Regions from separate parts of the Homo sapiens genome. Here region 1 is linked to region 2. Evidence: chromatin loops called from intact Hi-C (ENCODE). Cell type or tissue: mammary epithelial cell. All regions are shown on one strand. Each heading gives the region's core, and the rest is flanking DNA. Links, peaks and the distances in the headings are about the cores only.

The links. Hi-C counts contacts between places; a loop is a spot of excess contacts. Peaks named below come from ENCODE experiments on the same cell type or tissue, not always from the same donor. Only the 100,000 strongest peaks of a DNase experiment are listed, where the experiment ranks them.
Region 1: it touches region 2 in a loop (6-fold over the local background); 2 of 110 quality-filtered maps call a loop at or near these places.

Annotation. Positions count from the first base shown.
Region 1 is chr11:59,257,572-59,274,068 of GRCh38, forward strand. It overlaps the pseudogene WARS1P1 and the pseudogene SLC25A47P1. Among named protein-coding and RNA genes, the nearest start is that of MPEG1, 53 kb to the left of the region's middle. RefSeq lists enhancers at 5,632-6,132, 6,133-6,633, 15,579-15,628. In mammary epithelial cell, for the core only: a CTCF peak has its summit at 5,864 (motif pointing right); a DNase peak (open chromatin) is centred at 9,090; H3K27ac peaks cover 1,954 bases.
Region 2 is chr11:59,673,145-59,689,641 of GRCh38, forward strand. PATL1-DT (PATL1 divergent transcript) reads left to right here. Exons shown (of 4, transcript NR_187296.1): 2 at 432-543; 3 at 1,783-1,829; 4 at 2,253-2,897. Among named protein-coding and RNA genes, the nearest start is that of PATL1-DT, 12 kb to the left of the region's middle. RefSeq lists an enhancer at 7,234-7,734. In mammary epithelial cell, for the core only: a CTCF peak has its summit at 7,598 (motif pointing left); a DNase peak (open chromatin) is centred at 7,587.

The DNA.
Region 1 (16,497 bases), core at 5,306-13,305, 410 kb before region 2:
GCTAATCTGCCCCCCGCCTCTCCTGCAGTGAGCCCCATGGTAGCTCAGGCTTTGCAGGAAGGAACAATGGTGGGGCTGCCGGCTGTGCACCTTGGCCTTTCTATGGTCCAGAATGTGACAGCACTCACACCTTTGACTTCCACACTTGGGCCCCTAGCCAGTTTCCAGGCACAGGATGAGCAGGACTCATGAGTGGTTCTGTGTTCTCTTCTGGTGCAGATCAGTAAGCATGCATTTTCTGGAGAGAGAGACACCATCGAGGAGCACAGGCACTTTGGGGGCAACTGTGTTGTGGACGTGTCTTTCATGTACTTGACCTTCCTCAAGGATGAAGACAAGCTCGAGCAGATGAGGAAGGTGAGCAGGGAGCCCCAAGGACCCAGTCATCCCATTTCCAACCACCCACTCCTGCATATGGGTCCTGGAAGCTCCAACAGCTGGGCATTAAGGGTTTGTAGGAGCCTTGGGAACTGGTGCCTGGGCCTTAGGAACAGGTGCTCAACTGAAACAAGATGAAAACTGAGTAGAGGCATTCACGTTTTTTAAACATGTGCTCAGAAACCTCGTGAACAAATCGCAAAAGGGCAGATATAAATTACTATTTATTTAGTAGCCACACAAAACAGTCTCATCTTACTAGTCACCAGAGAAACATAAGTTAACATGATCAAAGCTGAGACAATTCACTATAGAATTACCAGAGTTTTTGTGTTGCCCTTGACTGTGTTTTCAATGATTGTAAACCAGATGCTTCAAGGCACACCCATGTGAGTGTTCATCCACACAGCCTCAGTGAGCAGTTTGGTACCAGGTACAAAGAGCCCAAAAATGTTCAGAGCTTTGCCTCAGTTTTCCAAATCTTGGAATTTTTTCCAAGGAAATAATCCTGAATATGTAAAAGCTTTCCACACCAAGACATTAAAATGATAATAGCAAAAAGTTCAAAAGAAACTGTATAACAGAGGAAATGTTAAATTAGAATTGTTACAGGATAGGTTATTATGGGGACATGAACTATTTTAAAAGAGTTTTCATATGCAGGGTATGGTGGCACACATCTGTAGTCCCAGCTACTTGGAAGGCTGAGACGGGAGGATCCCTTGAGCTCAGGAGTTCAAATCCAGCCTGGGCAACATAATGAGACACTCATTTCTTTAACAAAACAAAAAACAAACAAAAAAAAGACTTTAGTGACACAGGAGAATATGCCTAGGATAATGAAAAAAGAACACCAAATGAAAAATGCAGTGAGAGGTTAATTGTTTAAATGAAATGCACAGGGAACGAAATGTAAAGAAAATGTGCCAAATGTTAGCAGTGGGCCCCACCTCTGGGCACTGGAATTGTAGGTGATTTTTTTCTTCAGTTTGCTGCTGTTTTGTGGTTTGGGTACCTTATTAAATTTGTTTAATGAGCATGTACTACAATCAGAAAAAGAAAAACATCAGCAAGATTTTACAGAGGCCATAAGGCTGCCAGGAATTATTGTTGTTTATGCTTGGGGGAGCAGTCCCTAGCGTCGGTGGAGGTGGGGACTGCCCTCCTCATTGGCCCTTTCACTATGAGAGACCAAGTTATGGCTACTGCCACAGCCAGGTTTCTAGTTGTTTTAAGAAAAGTGTAGCTGAAGGTACAGCTGTTTGTCATGGTAACAACAGATTTCACTTCTAAGTGCCACTTGCACGCCTGGCTCTGCAAGGGTGGTGTGGGCTGACCTGGTGTCTGAGGCAGGAAGAAGCCACTTAGGGCATGTGGAGCCATCTCTCACCATGGCTGTCTTTTTGAGGGCAGGATGACACCAGCAGAGACATGCTCACTGGTGACCTCAAGAAGATGCTCATAGAGGTTCTCCAGCCCGTGATTACAGAGCACCAAGCCCAGTGCAAGGAGGTCATGGACGAGTTAGTGAAAGAGTTCACTAACGAATGAGTTCAGTCGTGCTCATTTTATATATGCTTATAAAGAGACGTGATTTATCAATAATCCCAGCCCAATCAAAGTACCGCTACCTGTAGTCTTCCGTCACATGATCATTACTGGGCTTGGTTTCTCTAAGCCTGTGTATGTTATCAATACTGTTTATTCCTCTGAGTTTCATTATTTCTGTCTCTTGAGGGCAAAACATTGTGGGTGATTGGTGCTGACATTGCATGGTCAGATAGAGAAGTCCAGCTGTGAATCTCTCCCCCAAAGCAGCCCCAAGGCATGGAGCCTTTGGCTGGAAGTCCATGGGCCAACCTGTTCTGTCCATAGAAGACTCCTAGGGCTCCCAGTATACTCTTAAAACCCACTCTATTTTAAAATATATATTCTATGTATGCATATATGGAAGTGAAATATCATTATTGTAACCTAAAAAGTGCTTTGAAATGTTGATGTGGGGAAGTTTATTGAGCGCAAGATGTATTTCAGCCCATGACTCACCACGAAAAAAATTGATAGGTAAAAGCTTTGCTACACATTTGACTAAGAAATCAGCCAGCTTTAAAGCTGCTTTTAATCATAAAGAGTGAACAGAGTTGGGCAGTTTTTATTAAATTGAGTCTTGGGGGTGAAACTTTCCGGTTTACTTAACTCCAGACCATGCATGTATTCTACTCCGGAAATCATGCTCATTTCCCTTGACTAGTGTTTTCCCGCCAATGGATCCTAGACCCTCCATCCTGCAGAGTCAGCGGTGTCTTTTCCCCTGACTGTGTCAGATGCTGAGCAGTCATTACCTCTGCAAATGTTTCATTTTGACAATTGACCGCAATGGAAGTCAGTACAGAGCAATGCACTGGCTGTGTCCGGGATGGGTGGACGTAGCTAGGAAGAAAGTCACACAAGCAGCCCTAGAGGCCCTCACTGGTGTCTGGACAGGCTGCATTTAATCACATGCCATGTTCAGGCTTGGAAGAGAAATTCCAAATTTCAGGGGAGCCCCTGGTCGATATATCTGGGTCTCTCCTCTTGAGCGCTCTGCCTTCCTGCCGCCCCTTGGAGTAAATAAACTTCTTTGGCTCCCGCACGAGGTGCTGTGCTCTGTCTGGGAGGTCTGAGGAGGGAACAAAGTCCCCTCCCTTCCCCTCTTCATGGATGGCCTTGAGTCTGCTGGGGTCAAAATCTGGGGAAAACGCACAATCCCGGGAACCCCACCGTGCCGAGTCGTAGGCTCCCAGGAATGGGCTTGTGCTGGGACAGCCGTTAGCAGTGTCTTGGTGCGGGCTCCCTCTCACACCTCATTTCACATTCCCAACAGCTGGTGGAGAACACAAGTAGAGGTTGTCCTTGTTTCTCAGAGGAGGGGCCAGCCATGGGGTGCTTGGTGGGGCTGTGTAGTGATGGGGAGCACAGGCTGGGAGCCAGGCCAGGCCCCATTCACATGAGGCCCAGGGCAGAGTCCAAGCTGCAAGGGAGACTTGGGCTCACTATACCGGACTATCCTCATTTTGCAGGTGGGGAAACTGAGGCTTAGGAGAGGGGAACATGGCTTGTCCAAGGCCACAGGGTGACTCTGACACAGTGAGCCTGTCCTGGCTCTTGGTGCTTCTGTCTCCACACAGATACACAGGAGCACCATTTTACAAATAAGGGAATTAAGGTTCCAGTCCTGGGAGGCTGGACGCCTGGGTTCAAGTCCCACTTGGGTACTGGTGTGCAGCATGACCTCACGTAGGCCTCCTTTCCCAGCCTTGATTCCTGCTGGGCTGAGCCCTTCTCCCTGCCTTCCCAGGCCCAGCCTCTGCTCACCTGGCTGGCTGTGGCCAGTGGGAGTGAACCACTTACAGAAGATAGCATCTCACCAGCCATGTTGCCCTGGGCAACTAATACAACTTATTGTAGCTCCATTGTACCTGTGGGGCAGGTGCAATGAGGGACAACAAGTGAAGTCAATGACAGCTGCTGCTGTCATGGTCCACCCAGCCAGAGTGTCTATTGGCAGGGCCTGGGCAGGGCTGTGGGCCCAGAAGGGAGTGAGCCAACACAGACCAGCTTCTTCCCTCATCAGCTGTGTGACTTTGGACAGGTCACTTAACTTCCTGGGACCTCCATCTTCTCCCCTGTAAAAAGCAGTGATGCCTCCTATTTAGGGTATTAGGAGGGGTGCCCTGGGTCCAATAGTCAGGTGACTTGCCCAAGGCCACCGCTGGTCAGGGCAGAGGAGGGCTGCACACCTCCCATACCTCCCCCATTTTGCTAAAGTCCAGGGGTTTCCGAGAGAATTTTTCCCTGAGAGACAAGGGCACATCTGGATTAGGACGGACAGGAGCAGTGGCCCCGCAGGTATTTGGAGATGAGGTGTGAGGCCGGCTGCCAGCACCACCATGGTGCCGTAGGCTCTGCCGGAAGAGCACTCCTACTCCAGCTGGTAATGTCCTCTTGTCAGACAGATGTGGTACTGACCAAGCTTGGCCTTGCTGCCCTGTGGTCCCCAGCCTGGAAGGGAGACCAGCCAACTTTGTCTGAAAGGGTACGGTGTATGAAGAGCAATGGGTAGGGGAGCGGGGATCCAAGGTAGAGGGTGGCTGAGCACACAGGGACAGCTGCAGAACAGCTTGCCGCTCCAGGATAGTGCTCGGGGAGAAACAGGTCTGCCTCTGGCCCCCAGCCCCCGCCTGCAGCACCAGCAGATGTGATGTGTTCTCCCCAGGGCCACGCTGGCTGGGCCTTGCCGCAGGCCCAGTAATCTCTGATCATTACGGTAGAGGTTGTAGAGACAATGAGTACAGGGGCCGCTCCTGTACAACCTGCACCCCCTCCCCAGTGACAGCGCTCCGGACACACATGGAGCCAGCTGCTCAGTGACACAGGCTCAGGGAAGCCAAAGGCCCCCACCTCCCAGGGTGCAGCTGCTGCTGGAGCTGGGCCAGGAGTGCTACCAGGAACCCTCCTTCCAAGCCCGAGCAGGTGTGGTCTTCTTGACAAAGTGGTCCTGGGGTCAGCATTTGATGAACAGTGGAAACTCTCTCTTAGCTGCCTCCCTTTCCCAGCATTTGGCCAGAGCATCTCAGCCTCTGCATCTCCTAAGCTGGACACACTCCCAGGAATCCACTGCAGGACTTCATTCATTCATTCACTCATTCATTCATTCCACACCCTCTGAGCACATACTGTGCACCAGCCCTGGAGCCAGATGAAGTCCTTACACTGCTCACAGGCTCTTGTGGGAGGAGGGCAGGTAGACAAGTGACCACACACCCAGACAGGGCCTCAAGAGAGCAGAGCAGGAGACACCTGGGAGAAGCCTGGTGGTCAGGCAGGGAGAGCTTCCTGGAGGAGGTGACGCCTGGGATGTAGAACCAGCCAGGCCGAGCAGGAAGAGGGTGTTCCTGGCACAGGGCACAGGACATAAGGTCTGGTGCCCACAGCACCACACATACAGAGACCAGTGTGACAGGGGCAGGCTCAGGAGGGGGTCCACCTCTTGTTCCGGAATCAGTTTTGTTCAGCAGAACATGGGACAGCATACAGCCCACAGATACCTCAAGATCAGTGTCCGTGAGGGAATGTAGTGAAGGCAGGTGGCTCCCAGCCCTGCCAGGGGGCTGCTGTGGTGGAGACCTGGTGGCTTCACACTGGACCTGCCAGCCCTGGCCCATGATGGCCCCCATCACTGGATGCCATGTGGCACCAGGAAAGGGAGGGCTGGAGCTTCAGACGCACTGGCATGAGTCTGCTCGCCCCTCCCTGCTGTCTCTTAGTGTTGAGGGAAACAAAGATCACACCCTGGGAGGCAGGAGGCCGGGTTCAAGTTCCTACTCAGGTACTGCCATGTGGCATGACCTCACCTGGGCCTCCTCATCCCACTGGGGTCCCCACCCTTCCAAGTCCCAGCCCCTGCTCACCTGGCTGGCTATGGCCAGTGGGGCCGAGCCACCCACAGAGGGCAGCATAGGAGAAGAAGTAGGTGGCAAAGGAGTGGCTGTCCCAGAAAAGCAGGGCTGAGCTGCTCTTGTAGAGGCTGTGCAGCCCCTCCTCATGGGCCACCATGGCCAGGCAGTGCAGCAGCCCATGGTACTTGGACACTGAACATACAGGAGACACAGGACACACGAGGGGCACAGACAAAGGCCCCGAGGCCAAGGGCCGCAACTGCTGCATCTGTGTCTGCAGGCAGACCTTAGCCACCTCAGTGGGCGAGGCCAGGAACACCTGCAGAGGAGGAGAAGGCAGGGATAAGATGGCACCTACAGCTCTGCCCACAGCCTGCGCCTGGCCTCCCACAGGCCTCGTGTTACCCATGGTGACCTTGGGGAGCCTGAGCCCTGAGATGCTGCAGGTTTGCCATTTGCTTCCTTTCCCTCTCCCTACCCATGTGTCTTGAATGCCATGCCACCTGGCATGGAGGGATCCGTTGCCCTTCGTGGATATCCACGGCACCCCATGCTGGTCAGGCAGCCGCGGGTGGCCAGAGGCTCTGAGTCAGGCTACCCAGGTCTCCACTAATCCACTTCTAACTACATGACCCGGATGGATCCCTTCATCTGTGTGGGCCTCAGTTTCCTCATCTGTAAAATGGAAATTCTATGACCTAACACGACACGGCCATTGGGAGGACAGCGGAGTCAGCAGATACAAAGCTCTGCAGCCCTGCCTGGCAGGCAGTAGACTCTGTGAATACAACCAGCAGGACTCAGCTCTGCTGCCAATGTGCTGGGGGCTTGTGTTCAGCTTATTGCAGAGTGCCCTAGTGAACACCATTTGGGGTCTTTAATGTTTAACTGGGGCATATTTCTAGAGGGAAATTTCCGGGTGAAACATACCTGAGCTATTTTGTATTGTAATAGATTTTGCCATTTTGGTGGGATTTGGAGGGGCCAAAGAGGGACAGTGAGACTTCCAAAGAATGGATCCTGACTCAGGAGCCCAGAGTGGACTTTGGGGTACTGGCCCAGTTCCAGAGAAAATCAGCAGCCCTGGCATTTCCAGAAAATGGGGCTTCTTGGCAAGTCTGAGCAAAGTCAGAAGTCCCCACATTCTCATCTGGCTCACTCAGTGCCCAGGAGGAAGCCGCTGGCCCACCTGAGCCTGTTTCTTCATCTTTAAAATGGGGCATGGGTCAGGCATGCTAGCTCATGCCTATAATGCCAGCACTTTGGGAGGCTGAGGCAGGAGAATCACTTGAGCCCAGGAGTTTGAGACCAGCCAGGGCAACATAGCAAAACCCTTGTCTCTATGAAAAATACAAAAACTAGCCAGGCATGGTAGCACATGCCTGTAGTGCCAGCTATTCAGGAAGCTGAGGTGGAAGGAACGCTTCAGCCTAGGAGGTCGAGGATGCAGTGTGCCATGATCACGCCACTGTACTCCAGTCTGAGAGACAGACAATATTTTGTCTCCAAAAATAAATAAATAAATAAAATGAGACAAGACAGCCCTGTACCCAGGACACGGGAACCTCTATGCTTTAAGCTTCGCCTGCTTGCATGTGTGCAATGTCCGGCTGGTTGATGCTGACCACACAGCCCCAGGCAGTGGGTGGGTACAGTCTCAGCCACTTTGAGAGGCGGTAGATGTGTCTCTGGGGTGAGATTGGTGTGTGGAGCGGGATGAGCCCCCAGTCAGTCCTCCCAGACATCCTGGCCTCCCTCTGAAATCCCAAGAGGTTAGGGCTCTGGGTCTGGAGTCTCTGAGCCTGTGTAGCCCCTGGGATAGACCTCCAAGCTACAAAGCCTATCACAGGGCATTCTGTGCTGCCTCTCCTCCCTGAAAACAGGGCACAAAGGCAGGGCTGCTCCCCAGCTCCAGCTCCCGCTCTACTTTTCCCACCGAGCTCATGGCATGCATCAAACCCCACCTCCCAGCCCACTGGCAGTATTTGTGGGCAACAACCGATAAGTACACCACGACTCAGGCAGAAACAGCTGATGAGAGTTCGGGGAAAGACCTGGAATTTGAGGCCCAGCTCTGCCACAGATGGCACCGTGGCAAATAGACTCAAGCCCCGTGCCTCTGTTTCCCTATCTGCAAACAAGGACAACAGCTACCTGTGGCAGGGTTAACGAGTTATTAGTCAGAAGAGACAGAGGTGAAGTCAGAGAGCTGACCATACCAGGCCAGGCCAGACCCTGCTGCTGGTGTTCCTGAGCCCCCGCCACAACCCAGCCTTGTCCCTTCAGAGTCCCCTGGACCCCAAGCCCTTTTGGGGCTGCTTTTTGCAGCACCTCCTGCTAACCACATTCCTCCCCACTTTCTAGCCCTTCCTGCCCTGCCTGGGAGGCATCTTCAACCCTGGAGTCCACTGGCTGCAAGGGCTGAGAAGGCCACTTGTCCTGGGCCTCAGGGTTCTCACCTGGACAAAATTTGACCCCATAGGAGGTCAAAATTCCAGGCAGGAGGCGCTTGAGCCAGCTTAAAGGGGAAAAGACAGGCAGCTTTGAAGAGAAGCCTCCTCAAGGCAGGCTCACCAGGATCCCCTGCCAGCTGGGCCTGGCACACAAAGAGGCTCAGTAAACACATAGGCCAGGTGCAGTGTCTCATACCTGTAATCCTAGCACTTTGGGAAGCCAAGGTAGGTGGATTGCTTTGAGGCCAGGAGTTCAAGACCAGCCTGGGCAACTTAGCAAGATCCCTGTCTCTGCAATAATAATAATAATAAATAGCCAGGCATGGTGGTGCATGCCTGTAGTCCCAGCTACTTAGAAGGCTGAGGTAGGAGGATCCTTGAACCCAGGAAGTCAAGGCTGAAGTGAGCCATGATCATGTCACAGCACTCCAGCCTGGGTGACAGAGACCATGTCTCTGGAAAAAAAAAAAAAGGAAAAGAAAAGAGGAAAGAACACACATGGACAGAGTGAACAGGAGCTGCCTGCCACCCTCCATTTGGACAGCAAGGCCCTGTGAGGGGCCTTGGAGGTGAACCCAGCTCCCGCTGGCCCTTCATCCTCCCACCATGTGGCACAGACACTGGAGGGTCAGGCAGCAGAGGAGGTCGCTGTCCGGACTCCAGAGGGCAGAGCCCGAAGCAGGGGCAGGTGGCAGAGCCCCACACAGCTGCCCCAAGAAGACATGGCCCTGCCTAATGCTGGTGAGTGCTGGGCAGGTAACCTGTCCCAACGTGCTTTGGCTCAGTCATCCTTTCGGCCAGCCACCACCCACCCTCTCCCACCCACTCCTGACTCTGGAATGCCACCTCCAGCTCACCTTACCACTCCAACTCAGTTGCACTGACTGGAGGCCTGGGAGTGCCTGCTCACTCAGCCATCCCCCACTATGATAAAGAGAACCTGAGAGAGGGCACAGCCAGGCCAGCTCATGGCTAGGCCCCCACAGGGGCCCAGAGGCTGAATTTTGTTAGCCCTGGGCAATGTAGGAAGGACCAAAGGCCTCAACCCCCGCCGTGTCCATAAATGCCAGGTTGAGCCCCTCCTGCTGGCCCCTCTATGTCCTGACCAGGTGGCCGGCACCACCCCTTTGACCTTCTGGCTCTGGAGCACCCTGCCCCCACCCCCAGGCCCCCATCAGCTCTATTTTTATCCAAGAAGCACTCGCCCTGTGTCTATTTAGATCACTCCCCATTGAGTTTCTGGTCCTCTCATAATCTAGGCCAAGCCTCCTCAGTCTTCATGGCCCCCTCGAAGGCCAAGCGGATTCTGCATGGCACCCAGCCTGCCAGGAGCCCACAGCTCACCCGAATGGTAGCCCTGGGAAGCTAAATGCTCCCAACTAATGGCAATGCAAGAAACTCACACACCATAGTGGCAACTGTGGGATTGAATGCATTGTCCACAAGAGGTCCCAGGTCCTTCACTCTCTGAGGCCCAGAGGGCACCCCCTGGCAAGGAGGATTCACTCCCACTGAGTGGCTGAGAGGCTGGAGATTAATCCAGACGACAGCAAGTGTTTATTCATAGCAAGAAAGAGACCAGTCGGGCAGAACTTTGACTTGTCAGTGCCAAACCTCAAACCGACAGCTCAGGCCCCAGCCCCTGGCCATAAAGCCACCTGACCTGTTCCTAGGTCTTCAGCAGCTATTTGGAACCTTTGCCAGCTGGGGCCAGGAGCCCCGCTGTGGGGCCATGATTTCCCCCAACCCATCCAGACAGTTGAAAAGATGACCTGGTGAAACCCCGTCTCTACTAAAAAATACAAAAAAATTAGCTGGGCGTGGTGGCAGGCGCCTGTAGTCCCAGCTACTCGGGAGGCTGAGACAGGAGAATGGTGTGAACCCAGGAGGCAGAGCTTGCAGTGAGCTGAGATCACGCCACTGCATTCCAGCCTGGGTGACAGAGCAAGACTCTGTTTCAAAAAAAAAAAGGATGCCCTTAGGAAGCCTTCAGGATTTCAGCTGATTAAGTAAATTAACATGTATGATCCACTTCCTGCAAAGGTGTGGACAGCTATGGGTGGAGAGCCAGAGCATCTTGCCCTATAACAGAAGGGCAGGCACTATCCCTGCTTCCTGCTGGCTTCGTGTGAGGTCATCTATGTGCATGGACCGGCCCCTAGAATCCTCCCCAGCCCGGTTCACAGATGACAAACCTGAGGCAAGAAGGCTCATAGGTCAATGCAGCCAGGAGGGGTCTGAGCTGAGACTTAAAAGCAAAACTGTTTGAGTTGGATCTTCCTGAATCTATCCTTGGAGACGGTCTCAACCCACAGTCCCCACAGCCACCTGAGAACCACTAAACAGGCTAGTTTAAATGCAGGTTTCATCTTCACCTGCTCCCTGGGGCTGATTCCTTAGGTCTTGGGTGGGGCCTGGAAATCTGCCTTCCTGGCTGTTTTCCAAGGCAGTGAGTCAGGCCCACAGGGACCCACCGGTCGACTCCAGCCTCAGAGGTCTAGAGAGGGGAACCTGTGGCCAAGGCCACACAGCAAGACAGACCAGAGCCTGGGTCCCCTCACTGAGGCTGGGCTCCAAGGCTGCCTGCTTGCTTGGGTTGGGAGGAGGCAAAGCTGGTGCAGCAGGGCCTGGCTCTGTACGCTACACCCGGAGGAGAACCAGGCTGTGTTCTCCTATCTCCCTGGCTCCATCTTACTCTGGTCCATTGCAGCCCTACTAGGAACTGTGTTTCTGATGTTTGTAATTCTAAAAATATGTTTTAGAAAACTGGAAATAACAAACAAACCCTCTTTTTCACCAGCACGGAGAAGGGCAGGCTGTCAGCCAGCAGGCCCATGCGCAGATCCCACCATACTCACAGCCAGGTCCTGTCCAGTGGATGGGACAAAGAAGGCCCTGCCCTGGTGGAGCTGACATTCCAGTGGGTGCTGGGTGATGAAGGCAGAGAAACAGTGGGGCTGAGGTGGGGGCTTTCCCCAGGGAGGATGTCTTAGTCCATTCTGGCTGTTGTGACAAAATAAAAACATGAACTGGGTGGCTTATAAACAGAAATTTATTCTCACAATTCTGGAGACAAAGTCCAAGATCAAGGTGCCAGCAGATTTTGTGTCTGGTAAGGGACCCACTTTCTGATTCCCTGTGTCCTCACATGGCAGAAGAGGCAAGGGGGCTAAGGTCTCTTACAAAGGCACCTGGCTGGGTGCAGTGGCTCACACCTGTAATCCTAGCACTTTGGGAGGCCAAGGCTGGAGGATCACTTGAGTCTGGGAGTTCAAGACCCAGCCTGGGCAACGTGACAAAACCTTATCTCTACAAAAACAAGTCAGAAGAGAAAGTGTGAATCGATTCCTGTCCTTGGAGTCCTGAGTGGGCTTAGATGAGGTTAGAGTCTTTCTGCTCTATTCTTCCCTTGCCCTCTGTCCCAGAGGTTGCTGAAAGCTATTGCTGCCCCAGGGCAGGTCAGGGGCCAGAGGCATAACCGTGCACCCACTGGAAGGGGACCCCACAGCTGGACCTGGCTGCTGGGGACATGGAGTAGCCTTGAGGGACCCCCAGCTGGAGGGAAAAGGAAAGCCAAGCGGCACATACTGGACAAGTGTTAGGTTTCAAAAACCCAGGGAAATCCAGATACTGCCCAAGAAAACAGGTTCTAGAACTAGGATTTTCAAATTTAGAAAATTCAAAACATCAAGTGGAAAAGAGGATGGTTTTCCTGTTTCTGGGAAACAAAGGCCTCCCAGAAAACCAGAAACACAGGTGGAAGTCACGAAAGAAAATATAGGTTTGGTGGATGTCTTTTCATCTACCTGTGAATGTTAGGGGCTGTGGAAGGAGAAGAGGAAGCAGGTCTGGACATGGCAAATATGATCAATAAATAATAGTAGAAATTTTCCCTGATCAGAAGAGGGCATGAGTTTGCACATTGAAAAGGTTGTTAGAGTTCCAGGCAGGGTTACATTGAAGAAAAAGATACACCCTTGGCATCTCCTGGTGACATTCTTGAAAGCTACAGATAAAATCAAAGAGGCTTCCCAGCAGAATAAATAGATAATTGACAAAGGAGGAAGAAAAGAAACACATTGGCAGCAGATTCCTCATTTGCAGCACTGAAAACCGGAGGACTCTGGCTGGCCTGGGCCCAGGAAGCCTCACCAGAGCATTAATACCATTCCCTGACCAGACTAAGAAATATATTTTGCAGACGAGCAAGCGAAATTCAGAGGATATTCCCGCTTGTGTTACGTATGAAGGAAATCATCAAGAAAGGCCCTAATGAAATGGCAGTTGATCAGAATAGGGACCCCAAGTTGGAAGGAGAGGGAATCCTTGTTAGTTGAGTCTCACAGTTTATAGGAAAATATCAGTGGAAGGTGGCAGGGATAGGAGCCTTCTTGGGTAGCTCTTACTGGGGTGGGTAGGGCGGAAGGAAGCAGAGAGAGTCCTAGCGGGAGGCAGGTGCTTACCCTGTTTCTATATAATGATCAGGAAGCAACCATTTGCTGTAATGATAGATTGACAATTAGAAAGAGAATAAATAGTAATTTGCCCAAACCATCAAAACTATGGAAAAAGGAGTAAAATAAACCATTCACATAGAATAAAGTGACATACAAATGTCAGATCCTTCAGTTGTTCTAACAAAATCTGAGACTGCTTTAGACTGGGTTAGAAAACAAAATCCAGCTATAGTTGTTTACAAAAAAAAAACTGAAACAGGATAGTAAGAAGAGGTTCAAAATTACAAATTGGGTCAGGTGCAGTGGCTCACACCTATAATCCCAGCACTTTGGGAGGCCAAGGTGGGTGGGTCGCCTGAGCCCAGGAGTTTTGAGATCAGTCTGAGTGACATGGCAAGACCTGTCTCTATCAAAAAAATTACAAGTAGTTAGCTGGGTGTGGTGGCTCGTGCCTGTGGTCTCAGCTACTTGGGAGGCCAAGGCAGGAAGATTGCTTATGCCCAGGAGGCGGGGGTTGCAGTGAGCCCAGATTGCACCACTGCACTCCAGCCTGGGCGACAGAGTGAGATCTTGTCTCACCAACAAAAAACAAAGCAAAACACCCAAAATTAAAAGTTTGACAAAGTATACCTGGCACATGTAACCAAAAAGAAAGAACTGGCAAAGTTAATATCTAAGCGGATTTTAGGGTACAAAGCATTAAAAGGATGAAGAGGACAGTAGGTAAAGATAAAAAGTTCAATTGGTGGTGAAGAAGAATAATAACTTCCATTAACCTTTGGGCCTCAACTCACATGATAACCAACTCTAATGGAGAATGAGAGGTGATGGCTGAGGAGGGCTCTAGACCCAGAAGGTCTAGGTTTGAATCCCTGCTCCACTCACTGATAAGCATGGTGTGGACATTAATTCTCTGTGCCCTGCCTTCCTCATCTGTAAAATGGTTTGCTAATCCTTTAACAGGCATTAAGTGGAAGAGTTAATGCAGGTTGTAATGTGACTGTTAATCAACAGATGTGAGCTATTTTAATTATACATAAACACTGCTGGCGATAAAAGGAGAACTTTAACAGATGCACACATAAAACTCTAGGGAGTGAAGTGTGGGAGGCAGAATTAGTTACTTGACCTTACTAAGCCTTAGTTTCTCCTTCTGTGAAATGGGTAAAAAGGCTGCCTTACTCACAGTGCTGGCGAGACTCCCAGAGATGCTTACCATCTGCACAGCATGGAGGACTCTGAGAAGTGTTTGCTAATTGTTCTGGAAGGTTGATCTTTGTCCTTTGAGAGGGGCTGGATTTTTGGCTGAACCTGGAATAATAAATAAACAAGCATCAATGCAAAGTCACAAGCTGTCATCGTGGGCTCGAGGTGGCTGCCACTCAGGGAAGGGAATGGAGGTATCAGCTAGTGCATCAGGACCTGGGGTGATCACTCCCCAGAAGGCCATTACCCTGTTCAATCTCCATGAACACCCTGGGGGAGGGAGATAAACCTTCACAGGTAAGGAGAGTGAGGCTCAGAGACTCTGAGTCATTTGTGAGGTCGCTGACCTGATGAGCAGCTGAGGGAAAATTCAAATCTGGGGAGGGTCTTACCCCATAGTCCAGCATCCCTGGAGCCTCTTGCCCATGCCAGGTGTTTGGAGCAATGGGACATCGCAGAAATAGTGTGTGCAACCTCCCAGGGGACAACTTCTACTGTCAGCTGACCAGACCAATCAACTGTAGAGAGCAGCAGCCTGAAGATAGGACACGAGCGTTGAGTTGGACAGATGCTGGCTTGACCTTGGGATGTCATGTGCACACACACAAACACACACATAGACACACCCACTAGATATGAGGATTACAGGAGCTCACAGGATGTGCCTGGTGCCCAGTAGGTGCTTGGTCAATGTTCCTTTCCCCTCCAGCAGCTCCTGTCTACTCTTCCTTGCCAGAACCCCATCCTATCCAGCACCCTACACTGCAAGTTTCTGAGCCACTTAGGTCACAAGTCCCTCTCTTCTCTTCCAGGTGTGACAGGTATGCTTGGGGGACACCCACTTTACACAGTCAAGATGAGTCTCCTCACTTGTTTATTTCTCAGGCACATACATTGGAGAGAGGCTCACAGAGTTGAAGGGACTGGAAGCCCACTTCTATATACAACTCCAGGTGGGCAGCTGCTTTTCTACCACGCCGGATTGAACCTTCCCCCCTGGTTTGTCCTGGCAAATCCCCGCTGGGGCTGAACCACATGTTGGGTTCATGGCCAAGTCCATCCTCAGCTTGGCCAGCTGGGACCAAGATGCTAAAATTTCCTCCCACCCAGAGCAAGGGCACCCACATTGTTCTAATGCAGGACTCCCCGGAACAGTTTCTTAAAAGAAACAGAAAAGTCAAAACTTGTCAGTATATCCATGAACATGATCTTCAGAATAGCAATCATCATTACAGAAAAACCGAGTAATTGTCTCTCAGGTGCCAGTGTGCAGCTGTGAGGCATCCGTGCCAGAAGCCTGAGGAAGAGCCCAGGAGTGTGGCCTGTTCTTGGGAACTGAGGCACTGCGGCTGGCCCCCTGTAAGCTGGTTCCTCCTCGATACACCCCACACCTCGATGAACTGGAGTTCCATGTTCTCAGACCCCCCAGAACAGAAACCAAGAAAACCCATTTCCTCCAGCTGGAAATTCCCAAATAAGTCCCTTCACCCTTTCCTTGTGTTTGGGGTTGTGTGTTCTTAAAGTGGCCCAGTTGGGACCCTTCCCTGCCATTTTCCCTGGGCCCCAGTGCAAGCTGTAAACAGCGGTCACCAGGCCAGCCCTGTGTTTGCTGGCAGCACTGAACTTGGCCCCTTTTCCCACTGAGGGAGGGCAAAGCTGACTACAAGGCAAGACACATCATCCTGAGCTGGGTTTGCGGGAGGCTTTCTGTCTCCTCTTTTTTCAGTGAACCCAGGTGTTGTCAGAGGAAGTAACTTCTTATTGTAGGGTTGGGATTTCATCCAGCACAGGTGTAAGGGCTCAGCTTTATGCATTGGCTTTGGCCTTAAAATGTTCTGTCCCTAGGCCTCATGCAGGTCTTGTCCCCTCTGCCAGCCAAATTTCTGCATGACCTAGGGCCGGTCACTGTACCTTTTGTGAGAGGAGGCAGTTAGGGGCTGGCTAGGCAGGTAGAGATGGAGAGTCTCTGGAGAGAACAACACCCACAGGGAAGTATATTCTTCCCCTGTTACGTAGCTAGCAGGTGGAGATGTGGTTAAGAACTTCCTCTTATACCAGGATGTTTGCTCAGAATGGACTGTCTCAACTTAGGCACAAGCACAATAAATCAACTAAATGTCCTTAACTTGACCCAGCTTATTATAATATCATGAACATGACATCTACGTTGCAGTTTTACCACCACCCCCACCCCCAACTGGGCTTTTCTGTAGTGCCTATGGGTAATAATTACAATGGAGTAACTGTGGACAAGAAGGCACCTGCACAGTAAGAAGTGGAACTAGGAAGGAACTTGGAAGTAGGAGGTTATGTAAGATGCAAATGAGAAAAACATCTCTAGAAAGGAGGGATAAAAACCCTTGGATGAGCTGGTCAGCAGCAACCTACTTTCAGGTCCCCTCTCTTTACTGAGAGCTGTCTTTCTGTCACTTAATAAAACTCGACTCTCCCTTACCCACCCTCCTGTATCCGCATACCTCTTTCTTCGTGGCCACGAGACAAGAACTTGGAACTTACTAAAATACAGAGTAAGGAAACTGCAACATTTCTTAGGGGCTCACCCAG
Region 2 (16,497 bases), core at 4,469-12,468:
TACTTGCAGGGTTATAGAGGGAGAAAAGAGTAGGGTGCTGCACCCAGGGTCATTTCTCATGTAGTGAAAAAAGTTATGACAAACCTCCCAGAAAGTAATGGGACCCCTTAGTGCAACAAATCTTAGGGGAAAAGAATTACCCATATAATAAAAATAACTGTTACAAGGCAAAATTTGTGATGGACTAAACATGGCCACAAATTCTTTGACAGTTCTCCCATTTAATAATTAACTGATTAGTTTTTATTATTTACTTTTCAGAGATGGGGTCTCACTCTGTTGCCCAGGCTGTAGTGCAATGGTGTGATTATAGTTCACAGCAGCCTCAAACCCCTGGGTTCGAGTGATTTTCCTGCCTCATCCTTCTGAATAGCTGGGGCTACAGGCACACACCACTATACCCAGCTTATTTATTTTTTATTTTTATAAAGACAGGGTCTCACTATGTTGCCCAGGCTGGTCTCAAACTCCTGGCCTCAGCCTCCTGCATAGCTGGGATTACAGGCGCAAACCAGCACACCCTGCTACTTCTCCCATTAGGAGGTAAGATCTATGTTCCCTTTTCCTTGAATCTGGACTGAGCTATGACTGCTTTGACTAATGGAATATGGAAGTGGAGATGCTCTGCCAGTTCTGGGTCACCTTTAAGAAGATTGGCAGTGTAAGTCCATGTAAAATACCCGGCTGCTTTGCTGAAGAGATCACATGGAAGGACCCTGAAATTACATAAAGAGGAAGGTGGGTCCAGCTCTATTTAGCTTATTAACCATCCCAGTCAAGACACCAGGTATGTGAATGAAGCTGTCTTGGACTCTTCACACCTGTTCAGCTACCAGCCAAACACTGTGACTCCATTCCATGCCATAAAGAGCGGAAGAATCACTCAGCAAAGCTGCTCCAAAATTCCTGGCCCATAGAAGTATTTTATATATATATATAAAATATAAAATACTTTATTATATATATTATATATATATATATAAAATAAAATGGTTGTAGTTTTAAGCCACAAATTGTATTGTTTGTTTTGTTTGTTTGTTGTTTTTTGAGAGGGCTGCAGTGCAATGGTGCAATCATAGCCCACTGCTACCTCAAACTCCTGGGCTTAAACCATTCCCCCACCTCAGCCTCCCCAGTAGCCAAGCCTTCAGGCACGTGCCACCACATGTGGCTATATATATATATGTACATTTCAACCACAAAGTTTTAGAGTAGTTTATTGCTCACTAATAGATAGTGGGAATGTGTCCGTTTAGAAAAATTATACAAAACTTGGAAATAAGGAAAAAGGATTGTTGTGTGCCTTGCAATGTTGTAATAAGAACATTATCTAACAAGCCTGCCTAAAGGTCATTTAAAGTTCTACAGAGAGGTAACCTTGTTTGACTTAGTGTTTATTATTAATTAATGAGATCCCAGACTCAGTAAAGTTAGATATTAGTTTATAGAAGATTAACAAGTTGCAAATTATTTTTGTCCAGTGGAGATAATTTCATTTTGGTGGGAAAGATCATCTCAAAGGAGACAGTTTTATTGCCACACAGGACATTAACCAATAATATATTTAACTTTTGAGTCTTAATTCAGCCATTTCCCCCACTATATAGTTCATAGTTTCTTGTGTCCTCCTTTGAATCAGCTTCACCACCTTGCTGTTTCTTTTCATTAATAAGATAAATAAATATTTTGACACATGCTCATAATGTAATTGAAAGAGAATAATTTTTATTTAGCTTTTTGAAAGTTATACTTTGGCAAACTATTAAACTTTTTTTTTTGCAGGGGATTCAACTCAATACGTATTTATCGAGAATCTATTATGTAAAATGGTGAGAAGTGATATCTATATTATAGCCTACTGTGCAATAGCATTATGTCTTTAAAAACGCAATGTACATACCTTAATTAAAAAATGCTTTATTGCTAAAAATGCTAATGATCATCTAAGCCTTTAGCGAATTTTAATCTTTTTCCTGATGGAGGGTCTTGCCTCGATGTTGATAGCTGCTTACTGATAAAGGCAGTGGTTGCTGAAGGTTGGGGTGGCTATGGTAATTTCTTAAAATAAGACAAGGAAGTAAGCCACCTCGATTGACTTTTCCTTTCATGACGGAAAAGTTTCTCTGTAGCATGCAGCGCTGTTTGGCATTTTACCCATGAATTAGAACTTTCAAAATTGGAGGCAATTCTCTCAAACACTGCTTTATCAACTAAGCTTGTGTAATACTCTAAATCCTTTATTATCATTTCAGCAATGTTCACAGCATCTTCACCGGGAGAAGATTCTATCTTAAGGAAACTCTTTTCTCATGCATAAGAAGCACCTCCTTACCTGTTAAAAGTTTAATCATGAGATTGCAGGAATTCAGTCACATCTTCAGGCTCCACTTCTAATTCTAGTTCTCTTGGTATTCCACCGCACCTGCAGTGACTTCCTCCACCGAAGTCTTGAACCTCTCAAAGTCATCCATGAGGGTTGGAATCAACTTCTTCCAAAGTCCTGTTAATGTTTGTAGTGTTATGAAATATATATACATATAGGTTTTCATACACAGGAAACAGAATCTCTTTGACCTTCTCTTGCCTTCCTTTTACCTGCCTTCCTTTCACCTACCCCAAAGCAGGACTCTAATCTTCTGCTTTTATAATTGTGGATCATAAGACTCATTTCAGAGAGGGTCCCAACCCATGGCCTGGGGGAAGGAATGCTGATATAATGAAGCTTCCATAAAAATCCAAGAGGACAGCTTCCTGATAGCTGAACAAGTGGAGGTTTCTGGGGAATGGCTACCTGGGGAGGGCATGGGAGCTCCGTGTCCCTTCCTCCATACCTCTCCCTGTGCATCTCTTCATCTGGATCCTTCGTGATATCCTTTATAATAAACTGGTAAATATAAGTGTTTCCTTAGTTCTGTGAGCCACTCCAGCAAATTATTGAACCCAAAGAGGGGGTCATGGGAACCTCAACTTGAAGCTGATTGATCAGAAGTTCCAGAGACCTGGACTTGCAACTGGTGTCTGGGGGGAGGAGGGAGTAATCTTGGGGACTGAGCCCTTTACCTGTGGGAACTGACATATCTCCAGGTAGTGTCAGAATCGAATTGGAGGATACCCAGCTGGTCTCCACTGCTTGTTGGTGGGGAAAATCCCCCATATATTTGGTCACAGAAGTCTTCTGTGTTGATTGTTGTGGTGTGAGAGCAGAGGACAAATGCAGTTTAAGTTTTTCCATGACAATGTTGATACTTTGACCCCTTCCTATGACTCACAAATGTTCTTTTTGCGGGCAGGGGGCAAACAAGTGCAGTGGCACGATCTCGACTCACTGCAACCTCCACCTCCTGGGCTCAAGCCATTCTCCCATCTCAGCCTCCCAAGTAGCTGGGGCTATAGGCGGGCACCATCATGCCCGGCTAATTTTTGTATTTTTTGTAGGGACAGGGCTTCGCCACGCTGCCTGTACCTGGCTTCACAAATGTTCTTAATGGCATTTAGGATGGTAAATCCTTTCCAGGTTTTTTTGTTTTGTTTTGTTTTCCTTTATCTAGTCATCCAGAAGTATCCAGAAGGTTTTCAATTTCTTTTGCCCAGATCCATCAAAGGAATCATTATCTATGACAGCTATAGCCTTACAAAATGTATTTCTGAAATAATAAGACTTGAAAGTTGAAATTGCTGTGTGGGCTGCAGAATGGATGTTGTGTTAGCAGGCCTGAAAACGATTAATCTTGTACATCTCCATCAGAGTTCTTGGGTGACCAGCTGCATTGTCAATGAGCAGTAGTATTTTAAAATAAACCAGTTTTTTTTTTTTTTTTTTTTTTTGAGTAGTAGGTTTCAGCAGTGGGCTTTAAATATTCAGTAAATCACGCTGTAAATGGATGTGCTGTTGCTATCCAGGCTTTATTGTTTCATTTACAGAGCAGAGGCCGGGTAGATTTAGCATAATTCTTAAGGAACCTAAGATTTTTTAGAAGGACAAATAAGCATTGACTTCAACTTAAAGTCACCAGCTGCACTAGCCCCTGACAAGGGAGTCAGCCTGCCCTTTGAAGCTTTGAACCTAGGCATTGAAAGTCCTAGATGGTATCTTCTTCCAATAATATAAGGCCATTTTGTCTGCATTGAAAATCTGTTGATGTAGCCACCTTCATCAATGATGAAGCTAGATCTTCTGGATGACTTGCTGGAGCTTCTACATCAAGCACTTGCTGCTTTACTGTGTACTTTTATGTTATGGAGGTGGCTTCTTTCCTTAAACCTCATGAACCAAGCTCTGCTAGCTCCAAACTTTTCTTCTGCAGCTTCCTCACCTCTCTCCACCTTCATAGAATTGAGAGAGTTAGGGTGTCTGGATTAGGATCTGGCTTAAGGGAATGTTGTGGCTAGTTTGATCTTTTATCCAGACCACTGAAAGTTTCTCCATAACAGCAATAATGCTGTTTTACTTTCCTACCATTTGTATGTTCACTGGAGTAGCATTTTTAAATCCTTTCAAGAGCTTTTCCTTTGCATTCACAACTTGGCTAGCTTCTTGGCCCAAAGGCCTAGTTTTTGGCCCATCTTGCTTTTGACATGCCTTCCTCACTAAGCTTAATCATTTCTAGCTTTTGATTTAAAGTGAGAGATGTGTGACTCTTTCTTTCACTTGAACACTTAAAGGTGATTGTGAGGTTATTAATTGGCCTAATTTCAATATAGTTGTGTCGCAGGGAATAGGGAGGCCCAAAGAGAGGGAGAAAGATGAGGGAACAGCTAGTCAGTGGAACACACACAACACTTAGTAAGTTCACCGTCTTATAAGGGTGCAGTTCCTGGTGCCCCAAAACAATTAAAATAGTAACATTAAAGATGACTGAACACATATCACTATAATAGATGTAATAAAAAGTTTGAAATATTGTGAGAATTACCAAAATGTGAGACAGAGACGTGAAGTGAACACATGCTGTTGGGAAAATGGTGCTGATAGACCTGCTCAATGTAAGGTTGCCAAAATTTTTCGATTTGTAAAAAACACAATTATCTGTGAAGTATAATAAAATGAGGTGTTAGGTTGTTGTTGTTTCTGTAACAAAATTATATTTCTATAGGTCGGAATTTTAAAATGGGTTACAGAACTACATTTCTTCCTTGAGGCCACTAGGGGAGAATTTGTTTTTTGTTGTTTGTTTTTAGCTTCCAGAGGTTACTTGCATTTCTTGGCTTGTAGCCCTATCCTCCATTTTCAAAGTCAGCAGCATAAATCTTCCAAACTCTTTCTCTCTCTGCTTTTGTTATCATACTTTTCTCTTCAATTCTCCTGCTCCTTTGTTATAAAGATCCTGTGATAACATTGTGTGCACCCAGATAATACAGGATAATCTCCCCATCTCAGGATTCTTAATTTAATCATATCTACCAAATCCCTTTTACCATGTAAAATAATATATTCACAGGTTCTTGGAATTAGGACATGGAAATATTTGGGGAGCCATTTTTTAGCCTATGGTATGTATGTGGTATGTATGAGTCATTGGGGTATAAAAAATGATTTCTGGTAGTATAATGAGAAAAAATTTTAAGGTTTAAGTTTGTGTTTTATGTGCTGCTTAGAGATGAATAATGAAGATGTCACTAGGTGAACTATGTCAATGGTTTCTGTGTTCATTTCAGTAACTCCCAAGACAACTGGGGCTATGTTCACTAACATGCTGTTAGTTATATATTGCTGCATACAAAACTACCCTAAAATTTAGCAGTGATATGGTTTGGTTGTATCCCCACCCAAAATCTCATCTTGAATTTTAATCCCCATAATCCCCATATGTCAAGGGAGAGAACAGCTGGAGGTAATTGAATAATGGGGGTGGTTTCCCTCATGCTGTTCTCATCATAATAAGTGAGTTCTCACAAGATCTGATGGTTTTATGTGTTTGGTAGTTCCTCCTGCATTCATTCTGCGTCCCACCACCTTGTGAAGGAGGTGCGTTGCTTCCCCTTCACCTTCCGCCATGATTGTAAGTTTCCTGAGGCCTCCCCAGCCATGCAGAACTGTGAGTCAATTGAACCTCTTTCCTTTGTAAATTACCCAGTCCCGGGCAGTTCTTTATAGGAGTGTGAAAATGGACTAATACAAGCACTTAAAACAAAAATAAGTTATTATCTCACAAAGATTTTGGGGGTCAGGAACTGGGAGCAGCTTAGCTAGGTGGTTCTGGCTCAGAGTGTTTCAGGAGATTGCAGTCTGAATGTTGGCTGGGGCTCCAGACACCTGAAGTCTTGACTAGCAGTGGAGAATCTGTCCTCAAGATGGTTCACTTACATGGCTGTTAGCAAGAGGTGTCAGTTCCTCTCTGGCTGTTCATAGGAGATCTCAGTTCCTTACTACATTAGCATCTCCATAGGGCTTCTTGATTGTCCTCAGGACATGGTAGCTTCTTTTACAGTGAGTAATCTGAGGTAGAAGCTAAAGCCACAATATCTTTTATGACCCACCCTCAGAAGTCACACACTGTCACTTCTGCCACATTCTATGTACTAGAAATAAGTTACTAGGTACAACCCATATTCAAAGGGAGAGGAATTAGGCTCCACTGTGTAAAGGGAGGAGTTTCAAAGAATTTGTGGACATATTTTATAGAACCACCACAGCCTACTTGAAGAAGAACAACAGACCTTTTAATCATGGCAAATTTTCTGGACAGATAAATAGATTCTAGGGTTGGAATGATGTCAGCAAGATGGTGGTATAGGAGGTCACCTGCTTTTATCCCCCAACAATAAGAATTCTTCACCCATCCAGACAAAAAAGTCTCTTTGTGGAAGCCTCACGATTCAGGTAGAAAGTTGTGGAAGCCCAATGGAGCCTAAGACCTAGGAGGGTGATTTTGAGAGTGCAGACCCATACCCTGTTGGCAGACCCATCAACTGTGCTCCCAGATTCAAGCCTGGGGAAATGGCCTCATTCCCCAAGGGGCTTGGCAACAGCCCCTACTGGCCTTGAGGCTACCACCAAAACCATCTGCCAGGGGGTTCAGGAAGAATCATGCACACCAGTGCCTCAGCAGGGAAGGCTCATCTGCCTGCTGACGTTGGTCTTCGCAGCTTGGACCTGAAAGTTGCCTTGTGGCTCGTCTCCACCCCTCCTCAGCTGTGGTCCCAGCTTAGTACTACTTGCTGGGAAATTGCTTCCCAAAGGGAAAGTTGCCCATATCTCACAGGAGTTACCCATTCATCTGAGCCTCTGCAATGGGCTTTCCAGTCTCTGTCCAACAGCAGATTCTGAGACCCAGTCTCAAGTCTGGCCCCACACCCACCTAAGCCAATGGGATGGGTTTGCTGACCTCTGTTCCATGGGGGCCCTTGAGGGGGCCCAGTCTCAGCTCCAGCCCCTCTTTCCACATGTGGGGATTGTCCTGCCTGTGCAGGGAACTGCTGGGAGGGGTGTCTGTCCAGGCCACTGGGACAGTCTTCTGGGCTTGGGTCCCTGGCTAGCTTATCTATACAGCCTAGGTACCTTCCTTCAATCTTCCTCAGGTCCATCCTGGCTTGGGTGCTGTGTCAGCCTCAAAGCCCTTGCAAAACTTGTGATGAACCTGGGCTTAGGGCCCCCTCTAGTGCTGAAGTGGCTGCAACAGCCACAGGCTTAGGAATCACAAGTCAGGCTGCTTAGAACTTCTAGACAGGCCTATTGAAGTAAAACAGGCACAAACAAAGCCAGAATGCAAAGACTAGAATAAATACCTAATACACAGACATTGACGCACATCTGCAAGCATCCAGAATAAGCAGGGAAATTTGACCTCACCAAACAAAATAAGATGCCAGTGACTGACCCTAAAGGGAACTTCAAGAAAACACAGAGAAACAATTCAAAAATTTACCAGAGAAATTTAACAGAGATATTGCAATTAAAAAAAACCCAGAAATCTAGGAGCTAAAAAATACAATGAGTATTAAAAAATATTAGTAGAGAGCATCAATAGCAGAATTAAGCAGAGGAAAGAATCTGTGAACTTGAAGATAGGTTATTTGAAAATGGGAAAAGAGAGATCAGACTGTTACTGTGTCTATGTAGAAAAAAGTAAACTTAAGAGACTCTATTTTGTTCTGTACTAGGAGAAATTCTTCTGCCTTGAGATGCTGTTAATCTGTAACCCTAGCCCCAACCCTGTGCTTGCAGATAATTGTGCTGTGTTGACTCAAGGTGTAATGGATTTAGGGCTGTGCAGGATATGCTTTGTTAAAAAAGTGCTTAAAGGCAGTATGCTTGGTAAAAGTAATTACCGTTCTCTAATCTCGAGTACCCAGGGACACAATACACTGCGGAAGGCCGCAGGGACCTCTGCCTAGGAAAGCCAGGTATTGTCCAGGGTTTCTCCCCATGTGATAGCCTGAGATATGGCCTCGTGGGAAGGGAAAGACCTGAATGTCCCCCAGCCCGCCACCCATAAAGGGTCTGTGCTGAGGAGGATTAGTAAAAGAGGAAGGCCTCTTTGCAGTTGAGATAAGAGGAAGGCATCTGTCTCCTGCTCCTCCCTGGGAATGGAATATCTTGGTGTAAAACCCGATTTACTGAGATAGGAGAAAACTGTCTTCTGGCTGGAGGTGAGACATGCTGGCGGCAATACTGCTCTTTAATGCACCAAGATGTTTGTGTAAAGTCAAACAGAAATCTGGCCTATGTGAACATCAAGGCACAGCACCTTTCCTTAAACTTATTTATGACACAGAGATCTTTGCTCACATGTTTTCCTGCTGACCCTCTCCCCACCATTACCCTATATCCTGCCATATCCCCATCTCTGAGATGGCAGAGATAGTAATCAATAAATACTGAGGGAACTCAGAGACCAGTGCCGGTGCAGGTCCTCCGTATGCTGAGCGCCGGTCCCCTGGGCCCACTTTTCTTTCTCTATACTTTGTCTCTGTGTCGTATTTCTTTTCTCAGTCTCTCGTCCCACTTGAGGAGAAACACCCACAGGTTGTGGAGGGGCAGGCCACCACTTCAGAAAATATACTGTCATAGGAGAAACAAGAAAAAATAATGAAAAGGAATGAAGAAAGCTTATGGGATTTATAGGATAACATCAAAAGAGCTAATGTATGGGTCATTGGAATTCAAGGGGAAGTAGAGAAAGATAAAGGAGTAAAAAGCTTATTTAAAGAAATAATAGCAGAAAACTTTCCAAACCTAGAGAAAGATACAATTATCCAGGTACGAGAAAGTCATAGGCCACCAATCAAATTTAATCCTAATAAGACCACCCTAAGACATATTATGATAAAATTGTCAAAGGTAAATGTCAAAGACAGGATGCTGAAATCAGCAAGAGAAAGTAACAACATAAAAGGGACTTTTGCAATACACTTAGCAGCGGACTTCTCAGCAGAAACCTGGTAGGCCAGGAGAGAGTAGGATGATATATTCAAAGTACTAAAGGAAAAAAACACCCTGTCAACTGACAATAGTGTACCGAGCAAAGCTGTCCTTCAGAAATGAAGGAAAAATAAAAACTTACCCAAACAAACAAAAGTTGAGGAAGTTCATCACTACTAGGCCTGCCTTACAAAAAATGTTAAAGAGAGTTCTTCAAGCTGAAATGAAAGGATGCTAATGAGTAACATGAAAACATCTAAAAGTACAAAACTCACTGGTAAAAGTAAGTATATAGTAAAATTCAGAACATTCTGATACTGTAATGGCAGGGGGACCACTTATATCCTTAGTATTACGGGTAAAAAATAAGACTTTAAAAAATAATAAATGTAAAAATTAGCTGGACATGGTGGCACATGCCTGTAGTCCCAGCTACTCAGGAGGCAGAGGTGGCAGGATCACTTGAGCCTGGGAGGCAGAGGTTGTAGTGAGCCGAGATTATGCCACTATACTCTAGCCTGGGCAACAGAGTGAGACCTTGTCTCAAAATAATAACAACTAAAATACTTTTTAAGGGATTTCCAATATAAAATTATGTAAATTGTGACATCAGTAATCAAAGTTGTTATCTGTTTAGTATAACATGTTATGAATATGTTTTTGTAAACCTTATGGTAACCACAAAACAAAAACCTATGATCAATATACTAAAAATAAAAAGGAATCAAAACAGACTGCCAGGGAGAAACACTTAACCACAAAGGAAGACAGTAAGAGAGGAATAAAGAAAAGATATGCAATACAAACTAGAAAACAATTAACAAAATGACAGTAATAAGTTCTTACCTATCAATAATTACCTGAATGTAAAAGAATTAAACTCTCCAATTAAAACACATAAAATGGCTGAATCTATATATACATCTATATATCTATATCTATCTATCTATCTATCTATCTATCTATCTATCTATCTATCTATCTAAAACCCAACTACATGCTGCCTAACCCTAATGTTGCACCTCAAGGAACTAGAAGAGAACAAACTAAACCAAAAATGAGTAGAAGGAAAAAAAATGAATAGAAGGAAGGATATAATAAACATCAGAGCAGAAATAATGAAATAGAGACTAAAAAAATACAAAAGATCAACAAAAGTTTTTTGAAAAGATGAACAAATTGACAAACCTTTATATAGACTAAGAAAAAGAAAAGATTCAAATAAATGAAATCAAAAGTGAAAAAGGAGAAATTATAACTGATACCAGAGAATACAAAGAATCATAAGAGAATATTATCAACAATTATATGCTAATAAATTAGATAACCTAGAAAAATGGATACATTCCTGGGCACATATAGCTTACCAAGATTAAACTATTAAAAAAATAGAAAATCTGAATAGAACAATATTGAATAAGGAGACTCAATCAGTCATAAAAAGTCTCCTATCAAAGACAAGTCCATGACCTGATGGCCTTACTGCTGAATTCCCAACATTTAAAGAAGAATTAATAAAATTCTTCTGAAACCATTTCAAAAAATTGAAGAGGAGGGAATTCTTTCAAATTTGTTCTATGAAGCCAACATTACTCTAATTACAAAAACAGACAAGGACACAACAATAAAAAACTACAGGCCAATAACCTGGATGAAAATAGATACAAAAATCCTCAACAAAATACTAGTAAACAAATTCACTAGCACATTAAAAATATTCATTATGATCAAATGGGATACATCCCAGGAGTGCAAGGATGGTTCAGTGTATAAAATCAATAAATGTAAAATATTACATTAACAAAACGAACAATAAAATCCATATGGCCAATTCAACAGATGCAGGAAAAGATTCAACAAAATCCAACATCTCTTACTGATAAAAACTCTCAACAAATTAGGTATAGAAAAAATATAACTCAACACAATAAAGGGCATATTTGACAAACCCACAGCTAGCATCATACTGAATGGGGAAAAGCTGAAAGCGTTCAAGATGTGGAACAAGACAAGGATGCCCACTTTCACCACTTCTATTCAACATAGTACTGGAAATTGTAGCCAGAAGAGTTTGGCAAGAGAAAGAAATAAAAGTCATCCAAAGTGGGAATAAAGAAGTTAGATTTTACGTGTTTACAGATGACGTGATCTTGTATATACAAAATCCTAGAGGCTCCACCAAAAAACTACTAGAACTAATAAACAAACTCAGTAAAGTTGTGGGATACAAAATCAACATATAAAAATTAGTAGCATTTCTGTATGGTGATGGAAAACTATCTGAAATAGAAATCTAGAAAACAATCCTATTATAATAGCTGCACAAAATAAAATGCTTAGGAATAAATTTAACCAAAGAGGTGAAATATCTCTACAATGAAAACTGTGAAACACTGATGAAAGAAATTGAAGAATACACAAATGAATGGAAAGATATTCCATTTTTTTATGGACTAGAAGAATTAATATTGTTAAAATGTTTCTACTACCCAAAGCAATCTACCAATTCAGTGCAATTCCTATCAAAATACCAATGATATTCTTCATGGAAATAGAAAAAAAAAATTCTAAAATTTTTATGGAACCACAAAAGGCTCCAAATACCCAAAGCAACCCTGAGCAGAAAGGACAAAGTTTTGAAGGCATCATATTGCTTGACTTTAAAATATATTACAAAACTGTAGTAACCAAAATGGCATGGTATTGGCATAAACAGAAATATAGACCAATGGAACAGAATGAGACCCAGAAATAAATCCACACATTTGCAGCCAACTGATTTTCAACAAAGGTGCCAAGAACACACTTGGGAAAAGGATAATCTCTTCAATAAATGGTGCTGGGAAAATTCAGTATCTACATGTAGAAGAATGAAATTAGACCCTTATCTCTTACCATATAAAAAAATCAACTTAAGATGGATTAAAGAGTTCCACGTCAGCCTTGAGAATATAACATTATTAGAAGAAGGCCTGGGGGAAAAGCTTCATGACCTTTGTCTGGGCAATAATTTTTTTTAAAGAAAACCTCAAAAGCACAGGCAACAAAGGCAAAACATATTTACAAATGGGATCACAGCAAATGAAAAAATCATCTAAACAGCAAATGAAATGATCAAGAGTGAAGAGACAACCTACAGAATGGGAGAATATGTTTCCAAAGTATACATCTGATATATAAGGAACTTAAATAACTCAACAGAAAAAAAAACCAGTTTAAAAATGGGCAAAAGAGACGCATAGACATTTCTCAAAAGAAGACATACAAATGGCCAACAGATATATGAAAAAAATGCTCGACATCGCTAGTCATCAGGGAAATGCAAATCAGAACTACTATGAGGTATCACCTCACTCGTTAGAGTGGCTATTATTAAAAAAAACAAAAGATGTGGAGAAAAAGGCACCTTTACACACTCATAATGGGAATATAAATTATTATAGCCATTATGGAAAACAGAATAGAGGTTCCTCAAACAATTAAAAATAGAACTGTCATATGATCCAGCAGTTTCACTGCTGGCTATATTTCCAAAGGAAATGAAATCAGTATGTTGAGGAGGTACCTGTACTCTCGTGATTATTACAGCACTACTCACAAAAGCCAAGATATGGAATCAATCTAAGTATCCATCAGTGGATGAATGGATAAAGAGTATATGATATATATACAAAATGGAATATTATTCAGTCATAAAAAGAACAAAATCCAGTCATTTGTGACAACACATGTGAACCTGGGGACATTATGTTAAGGGAAATAAGCCAGGCACAGAAAGACAAATACTACGTTATCTTACTCATGTATGGACTCTAAAAAAGTTGATCTCATAGAAATAGAGTAGAATAGTGATTTTAAAAAGTTGATATCATAGAAAGTGAGTAGAATAGTGATTATCAGAGGCTGGGGAGGGTGGGGGAAGATGAGGAGAGATTGGTCAATTGGTGCAAGGTTTCAGTTAGATAGGAGGAATAAGTTCTGGTGTTCTTTTGCACAGTAGGGTGACTATAGTTAACAATAATGTATTGTATATTTCAAAATAGCTAGTAGAGAGGATTTTGAAGGTTTCCACCACAAATAATAATTGTTTAAGGTAATAGATATGTTAATTACTTTGATTTGCTCATTACACTCTGTATACATGTATCAAAACATGACATTGAACTCCATAAATGCATACAATTATAATGTGTCAATCGAAAATACAATAAAACTAAAAAGTAGATTATGACATTATGATACAAATGTTATAAAATACCAGTGATGCAAACAATGTGGAATTGTAGGAACAATTGTAGGAATATGCAGACTAATTTATGGAACACAAAAGGCAGCCAACAATAACCAAACCTTAGGGTAAATGTGTGTTTAGTATGTGATAAAGATGATACCTCAATTCAATGGAAAAAGGAAACATAATTTAAAAAATTGTGCTAAAATAACTGGTAGAAAAGTTCAAGATTTGTAGCATAGCAGACAACAAAATAATTCCAGAATAATAAATAGGTTTCATGTAAAATTTTAAATCATAAAGCAGCAGGGACAAAATATGAATGGATATTTGTATGACTTCAGGATAAAATTTTAAAATTTATGATGAGTGGAAAAGTCACAGAGCAAAATTTTGATTACTGAATTCCATAATAATAAAACATACATAAAAATAACAAAGTTTCAAAATGATTTTTACACACACTTTAGAGTGTTAACATAAAATACAGACTTCAAAATCAGTCTCAAAATTCTTTAAGCACTTTAGAAAAATATACAAAAATTGTGAATGGCTATAATGTATGTGATTAGATCAATTTAATTAATAAATAAATGTAAACAAGATAGTTGACATTGTAAACCATCAGATTGACAAATGAAAGAAAGAAAGGAAAGAGGGGAAGGAAATGAGGGAAGGAAGGGAGGAAAGGAAGAAGGAAGGAAGGGAGAAAAAGAGTAGGAAGGAGGGAGGGAAGAGAGGAAGAAAGGAAAAGGGAAAGAAAAAGAGACAAAGCAAGCTAGTCAGCTCAGTGTTGACCATGATAAGGTGAACACTGTAAATAGCTTGCGGGAATAGAAATTAGTAAGTTTTTTAAATGCAATTTGCCAATGTGTATCTACAGGTTGAAAATATTTTAATCCTAAAGAAGAATATGAGTTACATACAGTGAATTATATATAACCATGCTTATCACAGTGATACTTACAATAGCAAAAAATTGGTAGCCATCTAAATGCCAATAAAGAGAAATAGATATAATCCATGGAGCTTGGTCTGAAGCATGGGTATGCATAAAACAGCTGCAGTCAGCGTCTAGAACATGAGTATATGTAGAGTGGCCATGGAGCTGGGGTCTGAAGTATGGGGCACACAGAGTAGCTGTAGCTCTGAGGTCTGGGACATACGTGGGGTTGGAGGGAAGGTGGGAGTCTTGTTCCTGGAATGATACAACAGCACCTCCTTCTGTGTGGGGTGCAGGGAATCTGTGGTGGCAATAACTACACACACACACACACACACACACACACATACATACACACACACACACGGCTATAGCTACAGGGTCCTCAACTATGAAAGTTGTGTATAGTCTATGGCTGTCACAGAGACTGTTGAGTTCCTAGATGGCAAAGTGTACTTGGGTCCCCCAGAGAGCAGGCCACAGGGGACCACAATGGCACCCACTGCATGGCTGATACAGATATCTCCTACCCTTCCTTTTTGATTCTAGCCATCTCCAGATGTCTCTGCTAAGCCAATACCATCAGCAATCATTTCTGGGCCTTTGTTAACAGTGGCGAATCTGTATGGGTCTGCAGCAACCTCAATTCTTTCCTCAGAAGAAAGAATTCAACTGAGGGGTACAAGGCAGAAGGAGAGATTGAGGCAAGTTTTAGAGCAGGAGTGAAAGTTTATTAAAAAGCTTTAGGGTCGGGCGTGGTGGCTCATGCCTGCAATCCCAGCACTTTGCGAGGCCAAGGCAGGTGTATCACCTGAGGTCAGGAGTTCAAGACCAACCTGGCCAACATGGTGAAACTCCGTTTCTATTAAAAATATAAAAAATTAGCTTGGCGTGGTGGTGGGCACCTGTAATCCCAGCTACTCGGGAGGCTGAGGCAGGAGAATTGCTTGAACCCGGGAGGTGGAAGTTGCAGTGAGCTGAGATTGCGCCATTGCACTCCAGCCTGGGCAACAGGAGCAAAACTCCATCTCAAAAAAAAAAAAAAAAAAAAGCTTTAAAGCAGGAATAAAAGGAAGGAAATTACACTTGGAAGAGGGCCAAGCAGGCAACTTGAAAGACAAGTGTGTGGTTTGACCTTTGGACTTGGGGTTTTATATGTTGGCTTACTTCTGGGGTCTTGCCTTCCTTCTCCCCTGATTCTTCCCTTGGGGTGGGCTGTCCACATGTGCAGTGGCCTGCTAGCACTTGGGAGGGGAGCACCCAGTGTGTTTACTGGAGTTGTATGCATGCTCACTTGAAGCATTCTTCTCTTACCAGCTGAACGTCCCTAGAAGGTGATAGAGCAGTTAAATTTCACCATTTTGCCTCTTATGAGCATGTGTTAGCCCACTTACCCAACTCCTGAGATCTCACTGGGAAGCTACTGATCATCATTTTCATGTTTTTCCTATCTACTGGAAGACTGCCTTTTTCTGGTGCCAGCTGCATCAATCATTATTTTAGAGAGACAGTTAACAACCACCTGACCATCACCTGATGGTCGCCTGACATTCCTGGTAGGGAGCGGGGCAGCCCTTTCCTGCCCTGTTCATGTCTGACTAGTTACCAACTGAAACATTTTTTTTCTCTTTTCTAGCATCACTGTGTTGTGTCTGGTTCTTAATGGGGCTCTTAAGCCCTCCCAGGGCTATTTTAATTTATTGGTAGCTTCAAATTGTTTTTTGTTGGGGGACGAAGTCTGGTATTTTTTATTCTGTCCTCTTGCTGACATCACTCAGCTCATCAGGAGTTTCATGAAGAACATTGCATATGGCCTCTACTGTGTTTTTAGAGACATGGCAGCCACTCAAGTTTTTGATGATATCTTGATATTTACATTTGGTAAATGTGTCTTCAATATTATAAGAGTTTGTTGAAATTTTAAAATAGTTGTATATCTCTTGAATGATATAAAAATTCAGT